Linked DNA regions of Homo sapiens: regions 1 and 3 are each linked to region 2. A link is a loop called in an ENCODE intact Hi-C map of the cell type or tissue named here. Cell type or tissue: endothelial cell of umbilical vein. All regions are shown on one strand. Links, peaks and the distances in the headings refer to the core of each region. The heading gives the core; the rest is flanking DNA.

Region 1 (7,732 bases), core at 3,083-5,582, 440 kb before region 2:
AACTTGAATGTCCCTATGCATAGACCAAAACAGTATGGGACAGCAGTCTAAAATATTTGTGTTGTCCGTCACAAGGGGACTTAGCAAGAGTCAACACAAATGCATCACTAATACTATAAAAATAAATCTCCTTGCCGCCTGCCTGTGGCTCAGCAGCAATCTCTTCATGTACATGCATTTGCTTTAGCATTATCATCCTTAAATATGTTTTTTTCAGATATGTGTCCTCTCTAGGGATGAAGCAGTATGTCAATATTCCCGCCTGTGAAATGGAAAATGAGGGCTTGGAGGTTACTGAAAAGAGAACTGGTGCTCATTATGTATACAAAGTAGAAGAATGTCAGGCACATGCTACCATATAAAACCTTTGACTGAAAATAATTGTAGACAAGGGGTTTTGGGTGTCTTTGTGTGGTGGAGTGGGGAAGGGGTAGGGTGTTTGGGGTAGAAGATGTTTGGATTTGAATGAGGAAAAGAGTGACTAATTAACATATAGATGTGGAGTCTCTTGAATTCTTCATCAAAAGACCTCCATCATGAACTCTGTTTTGCAAATAGCCAGTCAGTGGAATCCTGTGTTTCTTATGAAGTGCCATAGCTACGTGATTATAATAATTTAATGGTCTACATTGTCTTGAACTCTAAAAATGTGACATGCAACTCTCCTTCCTACTGAAATGTTTCTTTTTCTTTACTAACGTACTTTGAGCATGCCAACAAATGCCTATGTGCTCTTTGTGCAAAACCTATTAAACTAATACCATTGCCCTTTCAACTTAGCTTGTGTTTAAGCAGAAATCATAGAACATAATTACAAATGTAATTTGATGAGCATTTGATTCTGCTTTCTTCACTTTGTCCTGTTGGCACATTTTCATAATTTTGTTTCTAGGCAATTTTTAAGTGCATTTTGAGATCTTAAATTTTCTATACCAAAGTCAATGCCAGTAATTTTAAGAAAAAAAGAAAGTGAAATATTTTAAAGAATAAAAAATGTAAAAGAGCCTACTGACCTATAAAACATCAAGCCAGAGTGTAACTTCAGGGGAACAGTGAGCATATTTAACATTTCCCCCTTACATTTAGCTATCGGTGTGACATCTGCCAGTTCGCTGGGTACCCCCTGTCCACATGCATTCACATATTGCACCCGCATCACTTAGGGACCCAGAGAGTTTATTATATTATTGGAAGCTTTGAAAATTAAGTTGTTATTTCGTGTGCTAGCAGTGAAAATTTCATTTAGATTGACCTCCTTTTCATCTCTTCTTCAGTTCCTCAAAGTGGGGTTAGCAGTTAGCTAGGAGAAGTAATGACAAGGACCTTTCATATTTTCCCGGTGTCCTTGTGATTGCAAATTAATGTTCAGGCACTCCATTCTTGCTTGAATAGCTTTAGTTTCAAATGCACCTTTCATTTTTTTTTTTTTTTATGAAGACTTGTTACTATGGCTCTGAATTTTTGAATGTAGCTAAATTACATTGACTCTCTGAAAAGACCTGACTGAAAAAAAACACAATAGGATTCTTAAGACAGGGACTGCTGTGCTGCACACGAAGGCCAGGGTATAAATTGGGGACACAGCACTGAGGTTTTTGCTTTTCTTCTTTCTAGTATGCTCAGAGATAAAGTGGCTTGGTAAGAAGTGACAATTGTAGAGGACGCTATAGCGTTTCGGTTTGCAAACCCCAAATGCTCCGATTCTACAGTAAATTTCTTGGAGATGTTCAAATGTGAAATAGAAAATATAATTCTGGCAGTGTTTTGATACATGATAAGTAATCAATATTCTAGTTTGTTTCTACTAAAGATTATTTTAAAGAAACTTTAATCTTAGAGGGAATAACATATATTTCCTTGCTTTTTTTTTTTTTTAACCAGAGCAGCGTTTACTTTAATTTAACATGAAGAGATTGGAAATAAGTCAATCTCCTCCCTCTATGAAATGACATGGAAATTGCTCTGCCGTTATCCAACCCCCCAGGAATGGGAGAAGATAGGAAAAGTGGGGGAGGAATGGCTGCTACTTTTGAGGTCTGCGGTTCAATTTCAGGCATTATTGATTAGATTAAGATTTATAACTGCAGAGAGAGTGAAGGTTTTCAGAAGGGTGTTATTGTTCTATTGTTTAGCTTCTACTGTGGTATTAAAAGAATGTCCAGCCTACTTCTAGGAAGCTTCTAAAAGTAAACTCAAAGAAATTAAAATTTAAAACTCCAGTTTTTTCTGTCCATTCACAAGTTTTTATGATGATAAAAAATGTCAGTTATGTGATAAGATGTCAGGCATTTCCACTCAGTGAAATAGTTAAATTTTATGGTTCTCTTTTATTCAGTTCATCTTTTTCTTTCCTTTCCTTTACTTGTGTTGTGTTTGTTTGTTTGTTGTTTCTTCTTCCCCTTTCCTTGCCTTTCCTTCTTTTCCTTCTTTCTCTCTTTTTTTTCTCTCAATGTTAAGTACATAAGTGCACCTAGTAGTTCACTTTAATAAGCATTTACTTTCAGATTTCTAGATAAGGTTCCAGCAAGACTCTGATAATACTTATTTAAGAATCCATCATCCTGTGTTTGGAGATGATTAATAGTGGAGGATTCTTGTTTGTACGAAAGCCACGAGCTAAATCTGTGTTACTAAATGCAGGGTCATTCACAGGCTAACCTAGCATAATTCCCTTCCTGAGTGTACTAGAATGTCAGACACTTCAAAATGGTACCTGTAGAGACAAGCTTCTTTTTTTAACCTCAGAATTGGTTTTATTCATAGATCAGATTGTCAGAACTACTGGCTTAGTTATTTACATTTGTTTTATGTTCAGCTGTCTGCTTGATTTATACTAATGTGATATGTTCCCTTTCTCTCTTCAGCTTAATAACTGGTTTATATTTTGTTTTGATTTTTCAGTCCCGTCTTTTACCTTCACACCAACAGGTATATATTTGCACTTACCCTCCTCCTTTCCATTGTTAGTTTGGCATGTGTTCCACTATTGTGTTTCTGTTTTTATTTCATTTTCTGCAGTAAGTTGGGGGAAAGAACTTAAAGTGGAATGTAATACTTGATTTACTCACACCAGGCATGTGTTTAAGGTAGAAATGGTTGGTGTTGCTTTTCATCCATTCGATGCAATTATTTATTCACAATTCCACACTGGATCTTGGCCTTGTTTGCATGTGTTTCATTAAGTAGACACACTGTCTCTACCTTCAGCATGATTTAACATGCTAATGATCTTATTGACTACTTCAGACTTGACAGTGCATTTTTCAACTTAAGCTTTCAAGTTTTCCAACAAAAATTTCTCTCCCTTATAATTCTCTGTCCCCAGAATCAATATTGTTAAAGGTAACCACAATATCCAGCACATGTGAAAGATAGAACTTTTCGTTTTCCCTAAGTCAGAATCCTAATATTCCGTTCTATCCAATTTCTTTCAAAATGGGTCCTCTTCTGTCATATCACCTCCAGGAAAAGATGTACGTGTAGTTGTGCCCTCTCAGTTTTAATCCAGTTATTGTCATCACTGGGAGCAGTTATCTCTCTATAACAGACTTCCAGTTTGGAGTTCTTCTAAGTAGCAGAACTTGGCAGCTTTAAAAACACATTTCTTCTTAGAAAATGTGTCTGTATTTACAGAAAAGCTAATCTTCTTAACCACTTAGCCTAACTATGTGAAAATCTTTTTTTTGTTATGGTTAAATTTTTCCATCCCAAATTTATTAAGCTGAGGATGCTTTCAAGAGCATTATAATATATTTTGATTATCTATACATGTCTGATGAAAATATAATGAGAAATAATTTGCAGAAGCCACAATAAAAAATAGGTCACATGAATTAATAGTCACAACTTGGCATACATCTTTGTGTGTAGAAAGGTTTATTTTAACATTTCTCTTTGACTTACTGGTACTCATACTTCCGGGAAAATAATCTAGTAGTTTTTTTTTTTCCTGAGTTTAAGTTTACACCTATATAAAATTATGAAATTATGTGCTCCAATAATAAATTCAAAATGGAAATCCATCGGAATGCTAATGTACAGATGTGTAACAGTTATATTTAATAAGTGTACTGATGTTTTGCTTTTTCTTGATTCTCCACCTTATTGGAATTTGAAGAAAATAAGAGTGATATATAGATATCTAATTATATATATAATTAGATATATGATATGTATATCTAATTCTATACAATATTTAAAGAAATGTCACTAGTTGAATCAATCTGTTACGTCATGTGATTTTTGCAATGCTTCTGTCTAGGAAGACAGAAGGAATTCCATTTTAGAAAGAAGCTCATGAATGTAATAGCTTTTGATATATAAATATGTCTATTAATTGTTCCTTTTTTTTTTCGTAACATTCTAGTAACTTACCAGAGAGGAGGCGAAGCTGTCAGCAGTGGAGGGAGGTAATTATCTTGCTTGTTTTGTAGATCCTACAGGGAATTCCAAATATTTCTTCATCTTCCTCAATGACACCACTTTCTCTGCTTAAAAAGTCTAACTTAAAGGTGGAATTTATTTAGTTCCTTGACGAAGACTCCATTCAGCTATGCTGTTGAAACAAGCTGTTTACACACAAATGTAGTTGATTGGAGTAGTTGCATCTTAGTCAGTGACCACTAGAGGGAGGACTTTAACTGAGAAAGAGACTTGCTGATTTAGCAAATGATTAAAAGGAGTTAAAGTGACTAAGCGGTGGCATTTATGAAGATTAACAAATACAGCTAGTTAACTAATACTATCCAAGAAAAAGAGTTCATTTGAAAAACCTGCTGAACACAGCAATTGCTCATAAGTTGTAGGTTATGTTTGTTTATTCTTGTTATGAATTCAACATAGTTCACTTCCCCATTTGCAGGAAAATGTGTTGAAATAAAAGAGGAAATCTGGGTAACTTGTTAACAAAGAATGTTTTCCCTCCTCTAATTGAAATGAATCTCATATTTATGATTTTTAAAGTAATTATTATTCAGTGAACTTTAATATATTCACAGAGAAATCACAAATTGATGTGACAACCAGCTTAAAGGGGCTGAAATAAGGTATAAGTTATGTGATGAGCCAAGCTTCAGAATTTTTCACAATAAGATGTTTTTTTTTTCTCCAAAACAGTAACATCTAGCTTACAGTGTAAAAAAAAAAAAATCTTCCAACCAAAACCATCTTATAATTCAAATTCAGTGAACTTACTAAATTCCCTTCTTTGTACAGCTGTATAACATGACTGCTACTAGAAAGATAACAATGAGTAAGATATTATTCCTAAATTCAAGGAACATACCACCGGATAAGAAAATTACTGAATTTAGTATATAACAAAGAGTGGTTTAAAAAAAAAGAAGGTTGACCACCTTTAGCCAATGCTGTACAAATTTGGCAACAAGTACTAATCTTTTCTTTCCTGGGTATTGCTAACTTCCTGTTTTCATACCTGTGAAACAAAGCCAGCCAGTGACAGACCCAAAGCTAGGGAGGTTTTCATAAGGAATAAATCCACTTGATTCAGGAATTAAACCAGGGCATGTTTGTGCATCCAGGGGAATTCCATCTAAATCACAGCCCAGACATTCATGAAAGAGCCTCTGGCATAAGAACATTTTCTCGTGGGTGAATCTGGAATACCTGATTTTATAACCACTTCATTACATGTGTATATTTCAACCTCCTCACTAATCAAAGCATGTGAAAGTGCTTCTTGAGTGTCTTTGATATGTTCTTCACTAGCCTCTGTGCGTGGGTGTGTGTACACAAGTATCACACACACATACAGAAAAATAAGCTTGGTTCCTACTCTAAAAGAATTTACAACCTGGATAGAGCAAACTGGCACATGGGAAACAATGGCAGGAATGCATAGGTAGCAAATGCTAGTTGCCACGGCAGGATGGAAAAATTACAAAGTTCCTGAGCTATTTGGAAAGCTCACTATATCACAAAACAAACATAGCTTTTTAAAGTTAAAAATAAAATCCCTGTCAGTGAAACTGATTTATTTCAAATAGTAAGTAGAAATGATCATTTTCCTAAATGAAATGCTAAACGATGTTGGGATGTTACGGAGGCAACAGTTCAATAAAGATTTCAGAGTCAATGCTCAAAATGTCAGTTATATACAAAATTTTAGAATTATTTATTCATGCAATATATTGAACACTTACTATGTGACAGGTGCTAGTTTACTTACTTGGGAAGCATCAGTAAGCAAAGTGTATAAAAATTCCTGCCCTTCCAGACCTTACATTATAGTGGCGGAAATGCGAGATGAATAATAAACATTTTTTTAAAAAGTCAGCTGTACAATATCAGCAGTTGATAAATGCTACGGAAAAAATAAAATAGGATGAGGACAATAAGGATGCTTTACGAAGGGGCCTCATTCCTAGCCACTTACGGATGTGTGTGTCATTGTGTGTGTATGTGTGTCTGTGTCTATGTTTCGTGATCTAGTGAGATCAGAGAGGGAATAATGAACCAAACTCCTACACTGACTTCTCTTGTGTCTGCCCCTTAAGCACTGGTTTCCCTCATGTGTTTCAGACTTTCTGAGTCCTCACTGGACCTCCTACCTCACATAGTTAATGACACCAAAGCCAAAACCTTCCAGCCATCCTCTTGGACCTCCTGTATCCATTACTGCATTTTGTTGATGCTGTCTCTTACTCCTTTCACTCTCATATTGTTTCATTTCAAGCCCTACTTCTCCTTTGCCTAATCTATGACAAAAGCTCTCAGGAGTCCTACCTTTATCTATAATACCTTCATTAGCATTATTTCCTGCTAATTCCCTTTGCTCACTGGAGACAGAACGATCTTTTGAAATGCATATTGATCATGTTTCTGAGCTCCAGAAAATCCCATTATCAATAGGACCTATCATGTTTAGAATATCAGATCCAAACTCGGCATAATATGCAAAGTCCACAGCTCTAGGTCTCTGCAGACTTACTTCACACCTCAAAATGTGCCAGACCCTACAATCCACTGTGTCACCCCACCTGCCATTTGCCAAGATTGCATTCTCTTATGTGTCCTTACTACACTGTGCATGTATTACATAGGTCTGGACTGTCTCCCCACCCAGCGACCCTTCTCAGTTTACTGAATTCCACCTACTATGCCCTCCATTAACTCTCTAATGTGGAATTACCTCAATGAAGTGCGTAACATAAGGTGATGCGGTTATCTTTTGTTTATGTCAGAGGTCAGTGAATTATGGCTCTTGGGCCAAATCCAGCCTGCCACCTGTTTTTGTAAATAAAGTTTTATAAGAATACAGCTAGGCTCATTTGTTTACATATTTTCTATGACTGTGTTTGAGCCACATTGGCAGAGTTGAGTAGTTATCAAATAAGCTCTATGGCTTGGGAAGCCTTAAAATGTTACTATCTGGTCCTTTACCAAAAACGTTTGGCAACTCCTGGTGGATATGATTGCCTCTGACAAGAGAGTGTGAGTTCCTGGAGGATGCAGATTACGTGGTTTATTTATCGATAAATGGGTTTTTAATAATGCAATAAATTACATAAATAAATGCGATAAATCACATGAATGATTAATTTTTGATAGATGTCACCTATAAGTAAAAAAAAAATGAATGAGCCATTGAATAAATGAATGTCAGAAGGCCTGAGTTCAGTCCTTTGTAACTTCAGAGAAATTGTGGAGGCTGTATTTTTTCCTCTGATAAAAGGAGAAGGTTATCTAGAGCTCTGTTATCATTGTGAACATT
Region 2 (7,732 bases), core at 3,218-5,717:
CAAGTCACAATATATAGCATTAAGCTAAAACCAAACCTGAAGTCTTCTGATTCCAATCTCACAAGCTTTCCACTTTCCCAAGCTTCACGAAGATGGCACTCAAATTTCCATTCATATTTATCTCATTTCAAATATAAGCAGATATTTAGTTCAACTGTGGTGTTTAATATGTTCTATGCCACTGTAATTATATTTTGTAGGCATTGCTATCTAACAAAATGTTATATTAGCCTTTTCAATGTTATGATACCCAAATTTAAGTTTGTCCTGTGTAGACAGATAGTTATGGACTATGATTTGAAAGTTGTTAGAGAGGTATAATTACCCCCTCAAAGTGTTGTTCATATTTGAAATACTGTCATTATCAATGTAATCAATTAGGTAAAGGATATTGCCTCCAAATGAAATAAATGTATTTTGAAGGAATAGCAGAAACTTGTAGAAATATGTGAGTCAAAGGTCTTGGCAGGAAACAGAACACTCAATTTGGGTATTTCCCCAATAACACTCTGAAACAGGTTTTACCATTATTTTTCATTTGAGGAAACTGAGGCCCAGATGGCTTAAATAATTTCTTCACAATTAATTACATAATTTCCCCACAATATGTGGTTTAGCTGGGTCCCAAATCATCCAATACTGTGCTGGTAAATGGGCTAAGACAAGTGTTTGTTTGTAGTGTTTGCTGTTTTCGTTGTTTAGACACTCCTACCATAGCAGATTTCAAGCTATCAATAGAGGTTTAACAACTGGGTCATAAAATTTTTAAATATTTATCAGTGTAGTCTTGGGACCAGAGTGAATGGCTTCAGCACACCAGTGCTTGAACCCTTGCTGTTAACCATCCTGCTCTATTGCCTCTTAAAGAAAAATGAATCATAGTCTTCACCTTCAAGGTATCTGCTGTCTCTCCATGTAATAAATATCATCGGTTTCTGAAAATTGCAAAAGATATGTCTGTGTATTAAATGCCACTTGGGGAGTGTCAGAAACTCATGGAAAACAGTGATTTTAAGCATACAGTCAGGTGGATATAATCATGTGGATACACCCAAGGTTATTAGATTCCCAAGGTAATTTGGTCTCTACATTATCAGGTAGTTATAGTTCCATATACACACCAGTGGTTATTAATTCCAAAGGCCATTCGTTCTCTAAATTTACTTGCATCACAGGGTCTGCTCTGATTCAGTTTACACATCTGGTCTAGAGTTCCTCCTTGTTTGTTTTAATATTGATGAGTTTGGCTTGGCATTCCTGCTTTACATACCTGACTGTGTCATTTGCCCCTAGTTTTACCTCCTTCACCCAAAAAAGATGTTAGTTTCTTGTTTTAATCCCAGTTCTTTACCTGGTCATCTAAACTTTACAAATGTGCAGCAAGTTTTGGAGGAACTTTCCTCAATGTGTTTACTATTGAGATGTTTTTCTTACCAAATGAGGTAACATGTATATTCATAGGTATGTAGAATGTTTTTCAAAAGCAGGAGTAGTGAAATTATTAGGAAAAAGACTCCACAAACCACAGGATATAAATCAAGTGGACAGTCTGAAATTTGGTGGAAGGTGGCTGGCACATAATAGGCATGTAGAAAAAGTGGTTTATAGGAAGGAGTGGTGTCTTTGTTTGTGCTGTTTTAACAAAATATCTGAAACTGGATAGTTTGTAAACGACAGAAATTTATTTCTTACAGTTCTGGAGGCTGGGAGGTCTAAGGTCAAAGTGTTGGCATTTGACGTCTGGTGAAGGCCTTCTTGCTACATCCTCATGTGGCCAAAAGGGCAAGTGTTGTATCCTCACATGGTGGAAGGCAGAACGACATAGGAGGCCCAGCTAGCTCCTTCCAGACGTTTCTAAGGTGGTTGCTATTTATGAGGGTGGAAGCTTCATGACTTAATCACCTCTTAAAGGCTCTACCTCCTATTTTTTTTTTTTTTCTGAGACAGAGTTTTACTCTGCCACCCAGGCTGGAGTGCAGTGGTGCTATCTTGGCTCACTGCAACCTCCGCCTCCCAGGTTCGAGCAATTCTCCTACCTCAGCCTCCCGAGTAGCTGGAATTACAGGCATGCACCACCACACCTGGCTAATTTTTGTGTTTTTATTAGAGACGGGGTTTCACCATGTTGGCCAGGCTGGTCTCTAACTCCTGACCTCAGGTGATCCACCCGCCTTGGCCTCCCAAAGTGCTGGGATTACAGGAGCGAGCCACTGTGCCCAGCCAGGCCCCACCTTCTAATTCTGTCACATTGGGTCTTAGGTTCCAACATACTAACTTTGTGGAGACACAAACTTCGAAACCATAGCAACTGGGTTAACGAGTTCAGTAGAGGGCCAAATGTTCACACCAAGGGGAGAGAGAGAGGAACATGAGAAGTGAATTCACAGGTCAGGTGGCCTTGGGTCGGTGTCCTGTGTTTATAGTATTTCTTTTCTGACACTTTGCTTCCTAGTTTTAGTATACTCTTTTTCAGGTTTGAAGTCTCTTTATGCTTTTATGGCAGACTTTTAGAATAAAAAAAGTCATCATATTTTAAGCTCCTATTTCAAATTTGCTCACATCAGCCTGTTGGCTCTCTGTCATTATCTGTAGTATTCACCTTAACTATGCATTTGGTGTGTAGAATGAAAGATAATATGGTCCCTATCTAAGTGGATTCACAATCTAATGACAAGGAAGGGACACATATGGCTAATTATAAAACCTACAATTATAGAAAGGGAAAGGTGAAATGGAAGGATGAGACAGAAGTTGTCATGTTTGTGCAGAGAAGTAGTTAGCTGAAGTTGTTAGGCTCTTATAAAAGTGATGGTTCATGAGTTGTCATTTGACGAGAAGTACAATATTGTGAATTAGTTCACAGCAGGAGGCAAACGTAGCAGTAGGGAAGCTCCTGGCTATCATAGTTGTGTCAGAAAGGGGCTACCTATGTTGTCTTTGACTATGGACCTTGAAGGCCTCGAAATGGGAGTGGGGCCAGGAGTGGAGGTGAGGAGTCCTAATGACAACTCTGGCTGGCCAAATAAAAAATTTTATAACAGCTTCAAAGTCAAATCATAATGGATAGCTAAACAAATTCAACATCCAACTTTTAGATTATTAATCATGACCTCAAAATAGAGATTATGATCCCATAACATATATTGATTAGGAGCAATTATCCACCATTGGGCTCTGTGTACTTATTTTAATTAATAATGTAGCATCCTAATATGAAAAGATTGCAAAGTTGTATTTCTATTTGATTTGGCTAATTATGTAATGGAAAAAGAGGTGAACTTAAGTGGATATTGAGAAGAAGGAGAAATTTACAGTTCCTGCAGAAAGCATGGAAACAAGTCGTATACTCCTGAAATTTTTTTCTCCATATATTTTTACCTTCTAAATCCATGCCCCTCATTTATGATCAGCATGAAGTATCTGAAGTGAAATGTTTTATAGTAATTTTATTGTAATTTTCAAATAAGGAATTTTGATAATTTCTTCAATTTTAAATATATAGATACACATACGTATGTCTGTATCTCTATATATAGATATATATATATATACATATAGAGAGAGAGACATATATTCTCCTATGCTTTCTTTGCTTTGTGTACAGTCAAGCCACAAAAGAAGACCATTTTGCAAAGAGAAAAGCCAGAAAATTCCAAGAATGCCTTTATAAAACAGACTTAAAAAAAAAAAAAGCAACTTCATCCTGTCAAGTTACATTACTACAATTACAGTGCACATACATTGAATCAATTTTTTACTGAAGTGTTCTTTACCTTATATAAACACTGCATAAATCCATTAGACAGCCGTCAATTCCTGTAGGGAAAATGCAATACAATTTAGAAGAAAGTAATTTAATATAGTGGACACTGAAAAGGCAAAGTAATGAGAAAATATTTTTATTTTTTCTTTTCTTTTTAAAACAAACTTACAACAGAGTTTACTAAGCTTTGGTTAAATAAAATAATGCAGTAAGAATAAAATAACTTGAACGTCATATCAAATTATTAGTACACTGAAAATTCCCATCAGCTCTTAAACAGAAAGTGCCCAGTAGTAACCTAATCAATCATGGATATTCTATTTAGAATAAAAGATGAATGGATCTAAAGGGAAAAACAGTAGTAAATCAAAAGGAAGAGAGAGAGAGAGGAACTTGATCTCAGTCATAGATCCTGCTGGATTGAAGATGTGAATGAAACTGAATTATGAACTATTTACAAAATTCTTGGTTTCCTCTTGCCAGTTTTGGAATCTTTGTACTCTGTTTTGTGGTTGTAAATTTTGTTTTCTTTTCGTCATACAATCCAAATCAACTTTCCCCACCCTTGTGAAAACCACATTGAGACCCTATTCAGACGATTTATTTTCTTAGACCAAAAAATAACTTTCAGCTTCATTCAACTGACTCACTGGCTGCCATAGCATCCTGGTCCCTGAGTGGGGTCCATGATTAATAGCTCTTATGGGATTAGCGTTCCCACGTCATGCCTCTTCCTTTTCCAAATTCCTCAGTAATTTTGATTCTTTTCTTTGATCCCAAGAGGGCACTAGTTACACATGATCTTGGCTGGTGGCTTTTTCTGTTTGCCCCTCCAGCCAGGCTTCATGGACCCAGAGTAGAGAATCCCCGGCTGTGATGCAGCAGCCTCTATGCATACTAAAGTTTCAATAACTGGTTAACATTTACTGAATGTTTTTTCTGTTGTAGCTCACTGAATTTTTACCAAAACTCTGCAAGAAATATTGTATTATCATTCTTACTCTATGGATGAAAGAAAAGAGGCTAAGAGAGATAAAATTACTTGTCCCCATGCAATGGTTACTGAAAGATGGAGCCAGGATTCTACCTTAGGTAATTTGATTAAACAGACTATTTTTAACCACCACAGTGTTTTTTTTATAGTAGTACTGAGAAGAGAATAATGGCAAAAATAATAAAACAAAAACATAATTTTTACTTATAAAGAGTAAAACCATTTACATGCATGGCTCAATTTTTGTCTTCCTATCATTATCTAAGGAATGTGTTTTATCACCGTCTTACAGGGAAATGCAAGGAAACCATCAAAGAGATACTGTGAAGTGTGCATCTGCTAAGGGCAAATTGAGAGAGAATGACATTGTATCCTTGAAAATTATTGTAGAGATGCCTGAATATGCCCAAACTGCTTTCAGTGAGCAAACTTCCTCTTGGATCTGTGAAGCTTGGAGGAAAAGTCAGAGAACCACGCTGCTCTTATGTAAAACTATCTTATGCTCACTCGTATTGTACCAGGAAGGTTTTTTCCCCTGGGTATATATCGAGATTGTATAGTTACTCCTACTTTCTGTCCCATCTAGCAGGCCCTTCTGGGTTTCACCGAGCTGGAAAGCTCTGATTGTTTTCTCTGTTAGAAGAAAAGATAGATGGGTCATGAGGCAGGACTGCGTTTACCACTTTCTTGACAAGGAACTTCTGAGGATTCCTTAAAGATCTCTTGCTGGGCTCTCTCTTCTGTAGTTCATTTAACAAGAATGGATGCATATCTTCTTTTCGTTGTTTGTTTGTTTTGAGATGGAGTCTTGCTTTGTCACCCAAGCTGGAGTGCAGTGGCGCGATATCAGCTCACTGCAACCTCCGCCTCCCAGGTTCAAGCAATTATCCTGCCTCGGCCTCCCAAGTAGCTGGGATTACAGGCATGTACCACCACACCCAGCTAATTTTTGTATTCTTAGTAGAGATGGGGTTTTGCCATGTTGGTCAGGCTGGTCTCAAACTCCTGACCTCAGGTGAAGAATGGATGTATATCTATTGGTTACTTGTAACTGCTCCCCTGTCCCAGGGGTCCCTTCTAGGCCTTGTAGTTGTAGGTCCATCTGCTCCCTAAGTGGCCTATTAGAGCAGACTCAATGTCCTCAGCCAAACTCTCTCATTCATGGGACACATTTGGTGTGTGAGAAACATTTATGCATATCTTGTTCTAATACACTTTGGGCAAACAGGATGATCCCAATTCAATGGCACATTTCTGTTTCCATCTCCAAACAGTGAGTGCATTTCTTGTCCTTTAGATGTTTCATAAGAGATATGTTAAGCTCCCCTGTATTTCCTGGAAGCCTCCTTGCAGCTCTTCTTTCACTATGGATATTATCTTCATGGTATTTTCTCTCCATAGTAGGCCAAATCTTTGAAGACAGAGTAAATTGGTGGTTCCCCATGCCTGGGGGGTTGGGTGGAAAGGGGAAATGACTGCTATTGGACCCAGGTTTCTTTTTCAGATAATGAAAATATTCTAAAGTTGACTGTGGAGACCGTGGCATAACTCTGTGAATACACTGAAAACCATTGACTTGTACACTTCAAATGGTTGAATTGTATGGCATCTGAAATATATCTCAGTATAGCATATATATATATATAATGCTTTAATAATATATACATATATATGTATATGTAAATATACATATATATATAAAATAAAGAAAAAGGAGACCCCACCATTACAGGTTTATATACCTTGTTCTAATCTTTCAGTTGAATTGTGGACTGGTCACTCTTTGATATTTCCATATGCATATCTCACTAGAACCCCAAGTTAAATTCTTCCATCAAAATTCTTATTCTTAAACTGATATTATCGACATTCTAATCACTGAAGACTTGAAGCTTTTGGAAGAAACTTTGACTTCATCCTCCCAACTTTCCAACAGAATAAACTGGTTACCAAAAAAACAAGTCTTAAGAAATTTCTTTGGTGTTTATGAGTGTTGGGAAATTTAAGCAAAAATGGAAAATCCGTGGTGATGGTAATTTGTATCAGAGCCTCCTTTCAGGGTTATTTATACTTCACCTAAGACATAACTTTCCTTTTTCGCTGAAGTATATATATATCAATATTTGCTAGTGTTTGTAAGCCAAAGTTCTTGACTCAGAGCACCCAGTTTCAAATTCTGCCTCTACTATTCACAATCTTAACCTCTGTGGTGATATTATGTGTTAACTCAACTGGGCCACAGAGTGCCAAGATATTTAGTTAGACTTTATTCTGGGTGTTTCAATGAGGGTGTTTCTGGATGACATTAACATTTAAATGATTAGACTGAGTCAAACATTGCTCTTTATGATTTGGTGGGCCTCATCCAATCAATTGAAGAATTGAATAAAACAAACAAACAGAAACTGACCAAAGTGAGAGATAATTATTTCGTCTGTCTGCCTTTGAACTGATACATCAGCTTTTTTCTTGTCTTCAGAATCAAATTGAAACATTGGCTTTTCCTGGGTCTCGAATCTGCCACCCTTCAGCTTGGAATTTGCTCTCCTGTTTCCCAGGTCTTTGAATTCAAACTAGAGCTAAACCGCGGGCTCTACTGGATCTCCAGCTTATGGACTCATTCTGCAGATATTGGGACTTGCCAGCCTCCATAATCATATGACCCAGTTTATTATAATAAATAGATAAAATAAATAAATGAGTAAACATTTTCATGTTTTTGTTTCCCTGGTGAACCCTGATTAATCCAGATCTTGATACTGAGAGTGGTTCTGAGAAAGAAGATCTTTAAAATCATTACTAGTTTGGGTGGGGAGCAGATACTGGTTTAGCGTGCTTTTTGAGGAAGGTTCTGGGTACTGAGCAGGTGGCTGGATTTAGAGGTGGATTCTATATAGCTTTAGGTAGTGGCTTATGGTCCTCAAGTCTTTCCCCCTGCCCCCAGCTTTATTGAGATACAATTGGTAAATAAAAAT
Region 3 (7,732 bases), core at 3,083-5,582, 390 kb after region 2:
AGTCTGTGGTTGAGAGTCCAAGAGTCCCAAAGCTGACTAACTTGGAGTCCTATGTTCAAGGGCAGGAAGCATCCAACAGGGAGAAAGATGGAGGCTGAGAAACTAAGCCAGTCTAGTCTCTCCAGTTTCTTCTGTCTGCTTTTATTCTGGCCACACTGGCAACTGATTAGGTGGTGCCAACCCAGATTGAGGGTGTGTTTGCCTGCCCCAGTCCACTGACTAAAATGTTAATCTCCTCTAGCAACACCCTCACAGACACACCCAGGAACAATACTTCACATCCTTCAATCCAATCAAATTGACACTCAATATTAATCTTCATAGGTGGTAATGGACAAAAGAAGTGATCTGGCTGGTATCTGTGGCTGCTACAGTAAGATCTAATAGCATGGGATAAATTGCATTTCAAGGCAGCCTACTTTTACGAACAGCACCATTAATGTTAAGTATTTGGAAAGATTCATTGACATTTCTGGGACTGTTGCTATTACATTCATTCCCCACAGCTTGCCCCCAGTCTTTCTTTCAGGTTCTCTCTCTTTCTCTCTCCCCACCTACTTAATTCTTCCTTTCCTTCTAGGAGCTGGCCTTCCTCTGCTTCACCCCCGTATCACTAGGTACCAAATTGGGATACTCTATTTTTACAAGTGTAGTTTTTAACCTAAATCAGTGTCCGTTATTAATCTGTGTGATTTGCTTAAATAGAAAGAGATTTATTAGAGTCTTAGAGAGCTGAAAGAATCTCCAAGGACAGTAACAACAGAAGCTAAGAAAAAGCTCAATCATATTTAATTACCTTCAAGTGAAAGCCCCAACACTATTTTTTATTGTGCTAGGCACTAAGGATTTTAAGAGTTACATGCTAGGACTTCCACTAGACCAGAATACAAGGCATCAAACCCACTGAACCTGTGCTACATGCTTTATAAGAAGCCAACATCCCTCGATATAGTTGCTTCCTCTCATTCATTGCTTGCTTCCTTCCTCTGATTTGATGTAGTTATAACTACTTAGAGGAACCACAGCTGTGTGGGAGTCCGTCTGCAAAGGAATCTGAAAATGGTAATTATCTATGTATGTATGTATGTGCTCATCTATGTATCTATTAATAATTTGTTCATTTCTTTTTAGTTTACCAGATTTTTTTAAAGAAAATTGTATTAGAAAGTGGTTGAAATGAATATTGACTCAATTTATAGTACTCTCAAAACATCTCATTCTAATTTGAAGTGATTATTTAATCCTGAAAAATCTTTGAAAAAATTGTGTGAATACATATTTAAAGAGTTTCCAATAGCAAAAATAACCAAATAATTTGATGAATCATGATATCATTTAGTAGCCCTAGGTAATATTGAACACATTTTATACATACATTAGCTGCCTTTAGATAGTTTTACAAACATAATATAGTTTGTTAAAATCTAGCATTATATGGAATAATAAAATACATTTCATTTTTCTGCTAACAGTTGCCTAAATAGCGGTTTAACATTTGGTGCAAGGGATGAATTTACTAAATCACCCTTCTGGGAGAGGGGTCCCAGAAGATGCGTAAAGTTTGTTTGCCTTCATGCAAAGTTATGCTCTTTCTGGACTTTGAGGGTGTAGAAGTAGCAAAAGTTAAAAATAGCATTCACAAAGAGTGGATAACAAAGACCACAAATGTAAAAAATATCAGTGTAATTATCTTTAATGCAGGATTAAAGATAATGAAGTTAACTAAAGAGACTTGGTCTGAAACTTATTCAGATAAAACTGAATTCCAAAAGAGTATTACATGGGCCCTAAAGTAATTTATTTATTTTTTAATGGTGTGTAAAATGTCTTACAATTGTTTTTCATTGGTACTTTTACTCTCCTCAGGACACATGGGATGAAAATTAAGTAATTTAAAATTTCAGTGAACATATGTACCATGGTATTCACTTTGTTTTTTCCTATCCAAACTAAAATGAAAACATTCCAGGTCATTTTATTTTCAGAATCAACCCTCAAAACAGCAAAGTTCTAACAAATGATTGAAATAATTGCTCAATTATTAAAACAAATGACAGTTGCAAGTTTTTACTAAAAAAATGAATATTCATAATCACCTCCAAAAATAAAGAATGAGGATGCTACAGATAATCATTTCAATCAGAGTGCAGGTGTCAGATTCCCAGGTGAAGGGAGTTAGGCCATATAGTATAAACCCGGCTATGGCCAAATGCAGCCAATAGGTATTGGGTTCTGTCTTTTTAATTTATTTTTTGACTTTTATATAATTGAAGAAAATATTATATATCCAAGAAAATACATGCTTTCGATTTCTTTCTGCCAAAGATTTCTTCAGCCTAGTCTTTGATTCATTATAACATTTTCTCTCTTGATATCTCAAAAATAATAAAAAATTATTTTTTTTTGCCTCATGGAAATCCAAAATCCAATTATAACTTTGTGTTCTCAGAAATGAACTGTGCTTCAATACCAAATATTTTAGGCTTGTTTAAAAGAACAATTAAAGGAGAAGAAAAACAAGAACAAGAAAAAGGCCATAAAGGGACAGAAGGAGGATAGTAGTTGTCCTATCAGTGGTAAATCAGAAGGGAGGTCTTCACTTCTCCCTTTCTCCCAGTCTCAATCTGTACATCTATCTGGATTTGTATTGATCTTTATCTTCTACCCTCTTTCATTTTCAGGGATGTGTCACATTTTTCCCAAATCTTATATTCAGCCTTTCACAGGGAACAATGGGGAGGCATCTTTTGCCATCTCTTTCATTATCATGGATTTTGCTTCACAGGTCATCCACTACCTTATCTGGGACTCCAAATTTCCCACTCTATGTCTTTCCTGTCCAAAATAAACATCTCTACATTTCTATGAGCTCAGAAAACAAATGAAGACACATAACAATTTTTATTTAATCTTTACATACCTGCAACCTTCTACAGCTGCATCACTGTTCTCCTTCACATCAATGTTCCAAATAGTATTTTCGTCTTCCCATTTCACATTTCTATTCCCACTCTTAAAACTCGTGGTAGTTTAGAAAAAGGAGGTGGTCCACAGTGTTAAGAATCCTAGGATGTTGAATAGAGACAAGCCATTTTTAAAAGGCTTTTCAATTTCTCTTAAACAATAACTGGTGACATTTGGAAGTGTAGGTTTATTAGAGTGGGAGTTATTTTTAATAAACTGGGTTATAACTTTTTTAAACTTTATCACAACTGATGACTTGCAAAAACAAGATAAAATAATAAAATTTCCAAAAATTTCAATATGGCTTTTTATACTAACAATAAAACACTTTATTTGCTACTAAAATAGTACAAGTAAATAAGGAAAATAGAGAAACTGATGTCATTTAATAATTATTTCAATATGAATAGAATAAAACATAATGAGGAACACATGTTTGCTTGGTGCTAATGATACAACGTTTTGCAGTTTTATAGATAAAGCAAAATGTGTAATTTGAACCAGATGTTGAAATACTTTAGGATTAGTATCCAAGGGCAAATATTTCAGAAAATATGTGGAAAGGTAAACCACATATTTGCTACTGGGAGTCCTCTATGTATGTGTCTTTAGATTGCACTTTACTTGGTTTCTCAAAATGAAATCGCGATCCGTTCTCAATACTCTATATGTTTTAAAAGTCCCGCGGAAGCAGTTCAGCAAAGTGGTTAAGAGCTGAGGTTCTGTGTCATATTTTTGGCTTCATTATTTCCCGGCTATGGGACCTCAGAAAACTTAACTTTTCTGAGCCTCAGATTCCTCATTTGTAAAACGAGAATGATAACATTAAAACAACCTCATAGGACCAATGTGGTGTTTAGGTTAAGACAATGCCTGTGAAGTATTTTCAGTGGAACACAGTAAGCACTCAATATAAAGTAGTTAGCACTGTTGTCACTTATTATCACTAGTATTTTTCATTTTAATACCAATAAAACTAACACTTTTCAAAAAAACACTTTTCAAAATTATTAACTGTTAATCTGAGCATCCTTTCAGTCTCACTAACAGTGTCAATTGTTTGCATCCTGAGAAGTGTATGAAATAGGTTCGTTTAAGTTGCATAGCACAGAATCACATTCAGTTTTCTCAGGTGATGGGAACATATTTTAACAATATATTGGTAAATAAGGAAATACAAGAGCAGGCCTTAGAAGCCACTTGGGGCCTGAAATGTCCATTTCTTACAGGACCTCATACAACCCCAACTCTATTGGTCTGGATGTGCTGAATCAGAAGTATCTCTACTAGTCACTTCTGCTAAAACAGGTATTGCCTGGGCTCTGTGGAAATAGTTCTACCTATTTGATGTCCAGCTACTACTGCAGAACCTGCTGCACCTGCACTGACTCTAATGTTAAGGTGACCGATTTCAACTCACTTTTCATACCACCCTTTTTGGGGAGCTGCTTTCCCCATTTCACCACAGGAGGGCAATAGTCTGTCTGGGAAGCTGTTTTGTACAACACAACCCTGTCCCCTCACCAGGCCTGACAGGGAAGGGCCATCAGAGTCCACTCCCCAAAGACAGTGACTTAGCCTAAGCTATTCATGGTTCAATCCCTAGGAATTTGAAGTTGAGACTGAAAAAACAAAAGTCTGCTCCAGGGAGCAACATGTCAACTCGGGATTCATCAGCAGCCATGTTTTGTTGTTGTTGTTGTTGTTTTGCTATGTGGTCAGGAAAATTGGAATCAGCTGATCCTTGAGAATGAGAAAATTGAAACAGACACAAAGAGAGGCATAAAACCTCCTAGTTCCTGTCTCCAGGCAATTCCAGAGAACTAAATTTATGCCTACCCTTCAATTCTATGAGATATTCTAGCATCATTGTAATAAATATTCCATATTGCTTAAGCTAGTGCCTGTGAGTACCTGTAATTTGAAACTGAGTCTAAATAACCAGTACAAAGGTAAGCTAATTTTTTTCTCCCAAGGATGTGAATTAGGCACTAAAATAGTATAAGTTTTATACTAAAATTCCAAAATAAATTTTGTAACCATTCTGCAGTATTGAAAGAGGGACAAAAAAACTTGGATCATTAAATTCTGGGAATAGTACAGTTTTGATGACCTCAGCTATTAAATTATTTTAAAGGTTTTTATTTGTTTGTCTCATCCTTATTATTGAAATTTTAAATTCTTAACATACTTGACATGTGGTAGAGAAAATAAATATTCAATTATCTTAGGATCTTCAATTCAAATAAATAGTAATTTCATAGTTAGAAATATAGATAAAAATGAAGACAAGAGAAGAGGTGATGAAGGTTTGCTGTAAATCCAGGAGATATGTATGTGTGTGTGTATGTGTATGTGTATGTGTGTGTATGTGTATGTGTGTGTATCTAAAGAATATCTGAAGATGAGTGTATTATGACTAAACTCAAACTCTGATATAAATTTGTTTTCTTGTCATTTGTCTTTTTCTCTAAGGTAGTACACCCACCCACCCACACACACACACAGGCACACACAAGTATTTTTAAATTTGCTGTAATTAAGGTCGCGTACATATATATTCCCATCATTCCAGGGTGCTGGCATGGAGCTGACCAGGTGGGTGATACTTGTGTTTCCAGTGATTACAATCTGGCCTCAGTCATTCTAAAATCACATTCCTAAAGCCATTTCAGACTTGTGCTAATAGTTGGCTTTGAATATTAGGGGCTTAATTGGAAGCAACCAATTCTGGCCAGTTAGATCCTGATGAGGCTTGAAGAACTCCTGAAACAGATTTACATTTCTCAGAGTTCTCTTTCCCAAGAATTGTCCTTTTCTTTTGTATGATTCATCTGTTGCATGGATGCATGGTTGTCCCTCATCCACGCTCTTTTCTCGAATGTACCAGTCATTATCGCTATATAACAAATGTGCCCTAATTTGGTGGCCTGAAAAAAAAACCCACTATTTGATTATGTTAATTGCTCCTGTGGATCAGGAATTCAGACAGTGTCCAACAAAAATAGCTGGTCTCTGGTCTATAATTTTGGAGCCTCTTTCACTTCCTTGTCTGGTGCCTGACTTAATCTGCCTCAGCTGGGACTGCAAGCCGGATACCCACACAGGGCCTCCCTAGGTAGTTTAGGTTTCTCTTAGCATGGCAGCTGGATTCTGAGATACCCAAGAGGCAGCACCTAGAAAGTGATTGTTCTAGGAGAACAAGGTAAAAGCTGCATGGAAATTTTGTGTCCCAGCCTTGGAAGTTAAATAGCATCACTTCCTCACTGAATTTATAGAGCAGGGGATATAGACCCCATTCTCAACGGAAGGAATGTCATAGAATTTGCAGCCATCTTAAATCCAATCAACTAACAGCTGACAGAAGAAGCCAAATCAGAATCTAAGTATACATTATTGGTAAAACTAGATTGGAAAATACAGCAGGGATATTTTGCTTATCCCACTCTTATTTGAGTTTGCCTACCTAGATGCAGATAAAATTTCAAAACAGCAGTTTCTTCCTCATTTTTCCACCCTGTTGTAAGAGAGGATAGATCCCAAAATATTTATTACATTGGAAGAGGAAATTATTTTATTTTGGAAGAGGAAAATATTTATTACATGGAAGAGGAAAAAGAGAAGAATTTACTCTGCATGAAGGCAGTCAAGGGAGAAAAGAGAGCTTTGAAACACCAACTGATTATGTGGACAAATTAGATACTCCTTCCTCCTCCTGCAGAGTAGTGAGTCAGGGAGTGGACGGTAGAATAATGAGAAGGGTCCTGAACAAGATACCCAAGAAAGTATAAATGGTGGTGCATTTTTCTTTCTCTGCAAAGGTAACACATTGAGGACAATTTTTTTCCCTAGTAATTCCCTGCCTCACTCTCTCATAATCTCTAAGCAATATATATGTTTCTCAAACCTAAAGATATAAAACCACATAGTATGTAATCCCAAATGGTGTAAAAGTTTTGTGCGAAATCATTGGAGATAGAAGGAAATAGCCTGGCTTGCTTAGCTCTCAAAATTAAATAGAAAAATAATCAGAGATTTTTACGTAACCAGGATATTAGTTTTGTTGCTTAATGTCAATTTTATGCATTTAACAAAATGCAGACTAGATATCATGTGCATTATTAAATAGCTCCTACTATGGAAATGTGATAGTCAATATTATAATTATCCAGGATTGTAATCTTGAAATAGAAATGCTTAACAATATATTTGTTTTCTCTGTTGTTTTCCATGTAGAGCTTACCATGCAGTATTTCTTCTTCATAATACTTAATACAAGTTTAATGAATGAATTATGCTGTAATTACTTAACTGTGTGACATCTTTCTAGGAGTCATAGATTGTGTTAATGGCTCCAATACTTCACAATCACTCTGATTAAAGCTATTGCCTTGAGACTTTGCATTTTCTTCCACAAAAGAGGACACTTCTCTGTCCCCTGATTTGGGGTTTGGTCATCTAACTAACTTGCTTTGACCAATGGAATAAAATGGAACTTACAGAGAGCTAGTTCCAAGTCAAGAATCTAAGAGACTTTGTGTAAAATGCAGTTCTACATGAGCTGATGCCATCATCATGAGAAAGACACACCTAGTCTAGCCTATTAGTCTGTGGAAGAGAATGAAAAACACATGAAACAGAACTTTCCCATGTAAATGAAACCTGCCAAATCCAACCAACAGCAGAGCCCACATGTCTGGCATTACTCCTGTGTTTGCAGTTAGCTGCTTGTGCATTTGCAAATACCAACAGGGACTCACTTTAGGCT

The links. Hi-C counts contacts between places; a loop is a spot of excess contacts. Peaks named below come from ENCODE experiments on the same cell type or tissue, not always from the same donor. Only the 100,000 strongest peaks of a DNase experiment are listed, where the experiment ranks them.
Region 1: a loop joins it to region 2, with 12 times the contacts of the local background. A loop is called at or near these places in 4 of 110 quality-filtered maps.
Region 3: it touches region 2 in a loop (3-fold over the local background); 2 of 110 quality-filtered maps call a loop at or near these places.

The regions. Positions count from the first base shown.
Region 1 is chr3:78,642,825-78,650,556 of GRCh38, reverse strand. ROBO1 (roundabout guidance receptor 1) reads left to right here. Exons shown (of 31, transcript NM_002941.4): 20 at 2,902-2,928; 21 at 4,367-4,409. Among named protein-coding and RNA genes, the nearest start is that of LINC02077, 600 kb to the right of the region's middle. In endothelial cell of umbilical vein, for the core only: a CTCF peak has its summit at 4,603 (motif pointing right); a DNase peak (open chromatin) is centred at 4,636; H3K27ac peaks cover 70 bases.
Region 2 is chr3:78,201,919-78,209,650 of GRCh38, reverse strand. No RefSeq gene overlaps it. Among named protein-coding and RNA genes, the nearest start is that of LINC02077, 160 kb to the right of the region's middle. In endothelial cell of umbilical vein, for the core only: a CTCF peak has its summit at 4,527 (motif pointing right); a DNase peak (open chromatin) is centred at 4,480; H3K27ac peaks cover 782 bases.
Region 3 is chr3:77,812,382-77,820,113 of GRCh38, reverse strand. No RefSeq gene overlaps it. Among named protein-coding and RNA genes, the nearest start is that of LINC02077, 230 kb to the left of the region's middle. In endothelial cell of umbilical vein, for the core only: a CTCF peak has its summit at 4,408 (motif pointing right); no DNase peak of the experiment used is centred there.